Linked DNA regions of Homo sapiens: region 2 is linked to region 1. Evidence: chromatin contacts called from ENCODE Hi-C or POLR2A ChIA-PET data. All regions are on one chromosome and are shown on one strand. Each heading gives the region's core, a stretch centred on a gene start or an enhancer-like site at or near the end of the contact. The rest is flanking DNA. Distances are from core to core; before and after follow the strand shown. Region 1 holds the start of ATOSA (atos homolog A). Region 2 holds the start of BCL2L10 (BCL2 like 10).

Region 1 (4,429 bases), core at 1,576-4,075:
GCCCCAAAAGTATAATGAAAATGTGTCATTTACAAATGAAATTTGTGCTACCCACCAATTTCTCAACTCTACCTTTATCCCACTAGGGAGAAAATGCCAGCCAGTATTAGACATGCAGACTACAGGCATGCACAAGAAAAGCATATTAGAGAATACATAGGTTAATATTTATTGAGCTCCTACTTTATATCCAGTTCTTTACTAAGTGCTAGGGATACAAGAAAGAAGAAGGTACCAATCCCTGCTCTGGTGGAGCTCATCCTGGTAGCCTGGACTGGTTCCATGACTTTGGTCATCGTAACAGCCTTGTATTCATAAAGTGAGCAAACCAGTTATCCTCATCACCTTAATAAGTAAAAGAACTTAGAGACAGTCATTACAGATTGATCATACACCACCCATTTCAACAAAATCTGTAAAAGTTGAGGGGATGAAGATGAGTTGCTGAAGATGAGTTAACTTTTTTTTGAAGTTAATTACTCATATACGGCTTTGAAACCCTAGGGGAAAGCAAAATGGAAAGCAAATCAGATGAAAAGAGGGTAAGGTTCCTGCCAGCTATCTTGATTCCCTTGCTTACCCTTACCCTTCACCAACTAGGAACTAGAAACATTTGTTCTGTTTATGTGCTCTGAGGTGTGAACAGAGCACCTTAGAGTGAATTGCCATTTCAAGTCATTATTTCCAAACGCTCTGAACATGTGTTACATAATCATAGGATAAAAGAAAGCGATAACTATTGTCAGAGTCTAAACACCTCACTTTTATAGGTGAAACAAAGGTGTTAGAATGTGACTTGATTAGGGCCATGTAACTGTAATAGTACTATAAGCTCCTTGAAAGTAGTGACCCTATCTGGTTTTGGTGACCTTTACATTCTCAGAGACTTGTATGAGCCTAGCAGGTAGTATTCAGTAAATGCATATTATGGAATGAAACAATTTGAATAATGAGTCAGAAATACACCTTTTAAATACTTTTTCTGCTGCCATAATGATTTCAAATTTTTGAACAGGTTTAAGATTCTAAATTTAAAAAAACTTCAGGTTAGTCTAACAAATGTTGACATCATCATTTACCCAAGTGCTGTTAAAAATTATTTAAAAGAGAATAGTTTGTGCTACACACTAATAGTCTTGGCTTCTGCTCTCAACATTTCCTGGTCTTTTTACCTCTTTTGCATTAGATAGAGGAAGAAAGAAGCTAAACCAGATTTTGCTGCCTGTTCACCCAGTAAGCCTTTTACAATAGCTGTTATTTGGTCCCAGCTGTTGTGCTAAATTTAGGTTTTTGGCTTATCTGTAACTGTTCTGTCTCCCATTACCAAGTGCTTGTAGAACAAGTAAAACTTCAGTTCATTTTTTAAAAACTACATAATACAGTATTCAATAATATCAAAGTCAAATCCACTGGGATTTAACATTTGTAGCATTTTATAGATTAAAGAACTGTTTCCATTTGTCAGTTTCATCGTCATGATGCCAGAACATTTCAGAGAAAATGAAATGTTACCCTCCTGAATGTTCTCTCCGCTCTGATTAGATACAATCGTGGAGTTAAGGTTAACAATTTCAGTTGTACATGTTATTTTACTGTACATATCTAAGCACTAGAAAATGTTACTTTTTAAATATTTCATGCCTTTTTCATAAGAACTTTACCTGAGGCCAAAAAAATGGAACTGCCAATCTTGCAGTTTATAAAACTCTTCTGATGTGAAAATAATAGACTCATTGTAAAAAAAATTTTAAAACAGAAGGGCACAAATAAAAAAAATCCCCTTAGACTTGTCCTAATACTTTCCTGTGATCCTTTTATGCAAAATTATATCTAAAAAAAAAACTTTTTCTAATGAAACCAAAGAGCCTTGCAAATTTTTACTTGTCTCCATTTGGGCTCATGCCCCATATGTACTTTGTCTATAGACTGAGTAGCTAATAGCTGCAGCGCTTGTTAGGATTGGGTTTTTTTTTAAGTACAGCAGATTCCTGTCATCTGTTTGTGTTTAAATGACGACAACATCACAACATGAAATGCCATCATGTCACATTGCTATAGCACAACAACAAAATTACAGCTCCCCAACAATAACATGCTGTCAAAGTGTCCTCCTGCCCATGAGTCAGTGTTTTAGAAGTTATGAAGATTATTTTTAGCACAGCGAGTGTCTTGGAAGCTTGGGTTCTGAATCCTACTAAAATCCTTAGTGATTTGGGAAAATCTAGGGTGGGGGTGGGCTTCCTGTTCTTAAATTCTCCCACTCCCTGACCCGCATAGCTGCCCACCCCCCGTCCCGGTCACATTAAACCCGGGTTCCATTATGCGCTGCAATCCACTTGGGGCTCGATCACAACTCTGTGCCAGCATCCCGGGAGGAGGAGGAGGAGGAGGAGGAGGGGGGGAAGGAGGGGGAGGGGGGAGGAGGAGGAGGAGGAGGAGGAGGAGGAGGAGGAGGAGACGACGACTATAATTATCCTCCACGTCTGGGGCAGGCCTTTGGATGACATCTCCCCAGTTACCCTGCGCTCTAATAGCGCAGCTCCGATTCCTGGTCTCAGAATCCAGGCGCGCCTCTGCCGGCTGGGAGCGCAACCGAAGTGCCTGGGACGTCTCGGGCTTCCGGGACTCTGCTGGTGTCTCCCAGCCGCCATCTCCAGCGCCCTCGCACCCGCCGGGCACCTGCACCGAAAACCCGGCCCCAAACTAGCGCCCCGGGGCGAGCGGCGGCATTGCCATAGTAACCGGGCGCCAGGGCCGCGGAGGCCGCCGGGGAGGAAGTGACGACCGGGGTGGGTTGGCTGTTGTTGGGACACGTGACCTAGGCAGTGTTTTGACAGGGCAAACAGCAGAGAAAGAACTGGCCGAGCGAGGGGGACGGGGAGCCGGGGCGCCAGAGCTAGAGACAGCGGGCGGGCAAGGAGCTGGCAGAGGCGCTGGGCAAGAGGGCCGGCCGGGGCTACGGGCGGGGGAAGCCCGGGGGTCGCGGGGCTCGGGTGCCAGTCAGGCAGGGCGGAGGGGCTGAGCGCAGGGAGCGGAGCGAGGCGGTGGCTGAGGCGCGGGTGGATGGCCACAGGGGCGCCGGGGAGCCGCTTCGGGCTGGTCGTCTCGGGTCCCCACGGTCACCTGAGGCAGCCGCGGGGGCCGCTGCGCTCCATACTCCGCTCCCGCTGGCCCTGCGCCTCTCGGAGCCTGGGGTCTGAGGTGGGAGTGTGATGTGAGCTGCTGGGCGAGCGGTGGAGAGAAGTGCCAAGAGGAGGCGGGATTGGGACGGGAGAGGAGAGCGAGTTAGTCAGCAGAGGTCGGCCGAGGGAGCGGAGGAGCCGGCCAGCTCGAGAGCGCCATGAAAACAACTCTCCAGCGGGGAGAGGGGCAGACGCGGCGCTCGGTGCGGCGGGGCTGAAGGAAATCCGGGGCCGCGGCGGGACGGAAGGGGTTGTGCAGAGCAGGGGGCGAGCACAGGCTGTAAACACCTCCCCCGGAGCCGGCCGCGGAGGACTGGTTGGGAGTTGGTAGGGTCGCCCCGGGACAGCCCGGAAGAGTTCGTTTGGGGCTGGGGGCTGGGCGGGAGGAGGTGACTCGGGTTTCTGTGTAAACTTGGCCGCGGTTGCCGCAGGAAGGCTAGCCAGAGGGTAATTACACAGGTGAGGCCCGGCGGGGCGGGCGGAGGGCTCGGGAGGCGCAGGGGACTGGAAGAGTTGGCTGCGCCCAGGCACCAGGTGGAAGAATTTCCATACCAGCCCTGCGGAGGTGCCTCTGTTTCCAGAGGCGTTTTTGTACGAAGGGGTTAGTTTGTGTTGCTCAAATCTTTTTCTTCTTCTTGCCTGTACCTCCAGGTTATAAATAGATCCTGTTTTGGTTCAGAGACTGTGTCAGAAGGACACATTGGCCTGGAGAGCACAGAGGCAGGGAAGGGGGTGCTCGATCCGGAGGAGATGGGGGAGGCGGTGCAGAGAGTTTTGCTTTTTTCAGACCAGCCGAGGGTGCTGTCACCGCAGTTGGTGCCAGGAAGAGGCCTAACTTAACAGTAGTTTACTTGCAAGGTCCGGGTATTAGAATAGGGCCAGATTAATTTTATTTTTGTCTCTTTCAGCATTTTGAAAGCGAAGCAGAAGCCGTAGAATCAGCGGCGAGCCTGTTGAAAGAACCCACAGGTGCATTTCACAGCACTCTGGGCGAAAATTGGATGTGAAAATGAAGCCAGACCGAGGTAAATGATTTGTTTAAGTAGGGCTTGTTCCCCCACCCCCTTCTTTTCTATGCCTCAATTTAGAAGTGTTAACCTAATTCTGCAGTAGGATCAACTATTTCTGTATCATATGTGATTATCTGTTTTTGTGACAGATTCCAGCTGGTGAGGTAGAGAAAGGCATATGGAAGAGAAGGTTAAGCGTTTTTACAAAAGTGCTTCTGAAGCACTAGCTTCAAGAGA
Region 2 (4,159 bases), core at 1,657-4,156, 570 kb after region 1:
GAAAAAATAATAAGCAGTCACTAGCTATTCTCAATAAAACAGAAACCACATAGGTAAGACCAATATTGTCACATTTTGGTTTTGGCTGATAATGGGGCAAGTGAGCATAGTCACCGTTGCCAGAGGATTTACCATTTACAAATAAAAGTTTCTGTGGAGTGACAACCTTTTACTGTGTGCCAGGTACTGTGCTAAGCACTTTGTATATACCGATTCATGTAATCCTTGTGACAGCCCCGTGATGCCCCATTTTTAGATGGGGAGATTGAGGTTAGGAGAGTTGAATAACTTGCCCATAGCTGCACAGCTTCCAAGTTGCAGAGACAGGATTTTCACCGAGTCTTATTACAAACTGCCTCATATTGTGTGGACTGGAAATTCTATGTTGAGGTTAATTTATTCATTTGTTGTTTAGTTCTTTTCATCATTGTTGAGTTACCAATGGCAGTTCCAGAGGATTTATCATTTACCCCAAAGCTACTGCAAATCTAAGAGAAAACAATGTTCTTGCTGCTAAAGTTTAATGTACAAAAAGGTAAAATCATGACTGTCTTGCAAATAAAACATGAACATGTATCCAAGCTTTTAACTCACTGATTAATAAGGAAACCAGTAAGACGTCAAAACCAGTTCAAATGGGAATTTGATGTACAGAAATTTATATTCTAACAACACTTATTTAGTTCACTGTAAGAAATCATTTGCTTTGGCAGATTAGGCACTCAGCAGAAGCACCAGCCAGCTCAGCCTTTGGAGGGAGAATTCCATGTTGTTGGACCCATACATATCCTCTGTCCCTGCTGCCAAGAGCTCTTTGTTCATCGGCCCGTTGAGCAGACACCACAGCAGCTGCATAGAGAGGCTGGCTGACAGCCACAGAGCATGTAATTCTGTCCATCTGATTCAGGGTCTTCTCTGCAGTGGATGCCCTTTGGTGGGCATTCAGGTGAGATGCAGATATCTTCAGTCTGCCCATTCGGAGGGATTCAGCCACATATCTCTTTCCAAGATTTTCTTGTCACCAATCTTCCAGTCCTGTTCTTTTTAAGGCCCTGACCATCCAGCTAAACCATCAGCGACTGTCCATGAATCAATTTAGGTCTGTATTCTGGCCATCTCTCACTCCAGACATAGTGGACAGCCTTGAGTTTCTGCTCACTGGAAGGATTCTCCTTCACCACTGCCCTTCACAGTCACCCCTGAGTGAGTGTGAGTGAATACTGCAGCTGTTCTCTTTCATGTGGTACCAGCACATCATACAGACCCATCTATAATCCAGGCTGGAGGTTTTTCTCCCTCAGTCAACTGGACATAGGCAGCATCCCAAGAAGCCATAGTTGTAGAATGAGGGAGAGGAGGCAAAGCAACAGGAGTTGATGTTGGAAGAGTCTGAGCCGCCTGCTCATACAATTTACTTATACCTTCTGAACCTGCCTGGGCTGTTTCTAATACACCATTTCCATTTGATGATAGGTGGCTGCTGTATACATCCAATTTTATGGCTACGTAGGTCAGATGACATCCAGTTCATGATGGGAGCTCAAGCTTCATGGTCAGGCATTCTGCCTCTATCAAGGCCTAGTAGCAAGGCAGAACCTGCTTCTCAGAAGGAGAGTAGTTATCTTCAGAAGAGGTTCTAGATTTACTTTAGAATTCTAGAGGTCTGTACTCTCTCCTGTCAGTGCTTGCCAGAGGCTCCATACAGCATCCCTGTTGGACAAAGTCCCACTGGATCTGTTGGATCACAAGACCCAAGTGGTAGGGCAGCTTTACTGCAGCCTGAACCTTCTGCAGAGTCTTCTCTTATTCTGCTCCTCAATCCACCAGCCTGTCAATTGGGTTGAAATAGCACAAACACAGTATATGTTGCCTTCAAAGTCCAAAATGGCTTACTGTTCCAGGCTGTGTCCCCCAAAATTCATATGTTGAAATCCTAACCCCCAGTGTGATGGTATTCAGAGATGGGGCCTTTGGGAGGTATTAGATCACAAAGGTGGAGCCCTCACGAATGAGATTATTGTCCTTATAAAAGAGACCCCGGAAAGCTACTCCACACCTACTGCAATGTGAGGACACAGCAAGAAGCCTGTTGTCTATGAACCAGGAAGCAGGTCCTTACAAGACACAGAACCTGCCAGGGCCTCAACCTTGGACTTTTTAGCCAACAAAACTGTGAGAAATAAATGCCTTTATTTATAAGTCACCCAGTCTATGGCATTCTGCTATAGCCGCCTGGACAGACTAAGACAGCTGCCAAGTGCCGTGCCTCTTTTGTAGTGATGCAAGATGCAGCAACTCATCTTTCACCCTGGGAGGGCTATTTCAACATGCTCCAGACCCCTGAACCCCCAGAAATACCACTGCTAGTATCCATTCTGCATCAGTCTGGATCCAATCAGGAGAAAGAAGCCACGGAGTAATATGAACTGAGAAAGTTTAATATAAATATTAGATGGCCGGGCGCGGTGGCTCACGCCTATAATCCCAGCACTTTGGGAGGCAGAGGCGGGCGGATCACGAGGTCAGGAGATCGAGACCATCCCGGCTAACACGGTGAAACCCCGTTTCCACTAAACAATCCAAAAAAATTAGCCAGGTATGGTGGCGGGCGCCTGTAGTCCCAGCTACTCGGGAGGCTGAGGCAGGAGAACGGTGTGAACCTGGGAGGCGGAGCTTGCAGTGAACCAAGATCGCGCCACTGGAGCTAAATAACCCGAGTCTCACAGTGCATCTGATTGCTACGCGAACACGTGCGCACCACCAGGCCTTGCCTTGGGGACTGGAACAGGTGCAGGTGGGATTCCCATCAAAGGCTCTTCTCTCAGTCCTGAAAAACAATATACCGGGGGCCGGGGGCCGGGGGCCGGGGCGGGGCACGGCAGCCCTACCCTGGGGGAGGCGCGGCCGGGCCAAGAAAACCAGCGAAGGCCCGGCCCCCCAGCAGAGGCCGGACCATGGTTGACCAGTTGCGGGAGCGCACCACCATGGCCGACCCGCTGCGGGAGCGCACCGAGCTGTTGCTGGCCGACTACCTGGGGTACTGCGCCCGGGAACCCGGCACCCCCGAGCCGGCGCCATCCACGCCCGAGGCCGCCGTGCTGCGCTCCGCGGCCGCCAGGTTACGGCAGATTCACCGGTCCTTTTTCTCCGCCTACCTCGGCTACCCCGGGAACCGCTTCGAGCTGGTGGCGCTGATGGCGGATTCCGTGCTCTCCGACAGCCCCGGCCCCACCTGGGGCAGAGTGGTGACGCTCGTGACCTTCGCAGGGACGCTGCTGGAGAGAGGGCCGCTGGTGACCGCCCGGTGGAAGAAGTGGGGCTTCCAGCCGCGGCTAAAGGAGCAGGAGGGCGACGTCGCCCGGGACTGCCAGCGCCTGGTGGCCTTGCTGAGCTCGCGGCTCATGGGGCAGCACCGCGCCTGGCTGCAGGCTCAGGGCGGCTGGGTGAGCACGCGGCGGACACCGGGACACGGGGCGGGACGGGCAGCCGGGAAGCGCCCACGAGGCTGGCACGGTGAGGAACCCACCGCGCCAGGCCCCTGGAACGAGGTTTCGTGAAAGCAGAAAGGCTCGTTTCAGCGGGCCTGGAACGTTCGCTGTGAAGTCTGGGGTTTCTCCTCCCCTGGCAGAAAGGCCGGCAGAAATCGGCCTTCTTAGACGGCCGTGAACCGTTCCGAAGCAGCTGCGCAGGCTTAGGTCTGCTCACTTGGACCTTGCCCTGGCCTTAGCCGTCGGGGACTTTTAGGGGGGCACCCACGTTAGGTCTGAACGTTTTGCTCCTATAGAAATCCCCAACCAATGAAGTCAGCAATGGCGGGGCCCCAGCCAGGTGGGGTGTTTTTCTCCTTCGCCTATTAAATGCGCCTTTGGAGAGACTCAGACCCATTGATCACAACCCCCTACGCCTCTCAGCCTGGCCAGAGAGGTTGTGGAGTGTGGTGGTCGCCCAGTGGTGGCGCTGACCCAAGGTTCCTTAATTTCTAGTCCTCTGCACCCAGTCCTCGGTGAGAACGTTCTAGGCCCCTGGCTTTCAGCTGCAAGCCTTCATCTCTGTGGTCAAGGTTAGAGGGACAGGCCCTTGCCCTGCAGCTGATGATCAAGGAAAGCCACCTGGTGATGAGCCCACTGCATGCCTCTGGGGGCTCTGAGCTAGACCCCAT

The links. A loop is a pair of places that touch in the nucleus more often than their neighbours do. ChIA-PET counts read pairs that join two places held with the same protein, here RNA polymerase II (POLR2A). Pooled maps may share reads with other maps.
Region 2: a loop to region 1 is called in a pooled map, with 2.8 times the contacts of the local background. The contact joins the promoter of BCL2L10 here to the promoter of ATOSA in region 1. A Hi-C loop is called at or near these places in 9 of 37 single-sample maps with no recorded cell type and 5 of 50 pooled maps. POLR2A ChIA-PET finds 5 or more read pairs at or near these places in 1 of 52 experiments (CD4-positive, alpha-beta T cell).

Annotation. Positions count from the first base shown.
Region 1 is chr15:52,677,784-52,682,212 of GRCh38, reverse strand. It overlaps ATOSA (atos homolog A), which reads left to right and starts at 2,825. Exons shown (of 13, transcript NM_001385016.1): 1 at 2,825-3,385; 2 at 4,091-4,207. The coding sequence starts at 4,192. LOC105370821 (a long non-coding RNA gene) reads right to left here and starts at 2,608. Exons shown (of 4, transcript XR_932255.4): 1 at 2,520-2,608. RefSeq lists a silencer at 2,890-3,209 and enhancers at 3,790-3,929, 4,060-4,129.
Region 2 is chr15:52,111,522-52,115,680 of GRCh38, reverse strand. BCL2L10 (BCL2 like 10) reads left to right here and starts at 2,906. Exons shown (of 2, transcript NM_020396.4): 1 at 2,906-3,443. The coding sequence starts at 2,955. GNB5 (G protein subunit beta 5) reads left to right here. Exons shown (of 13, transcript NM_016194.4): 13 at 1-581. RefSeq lists a silencer at 2,900-3,059.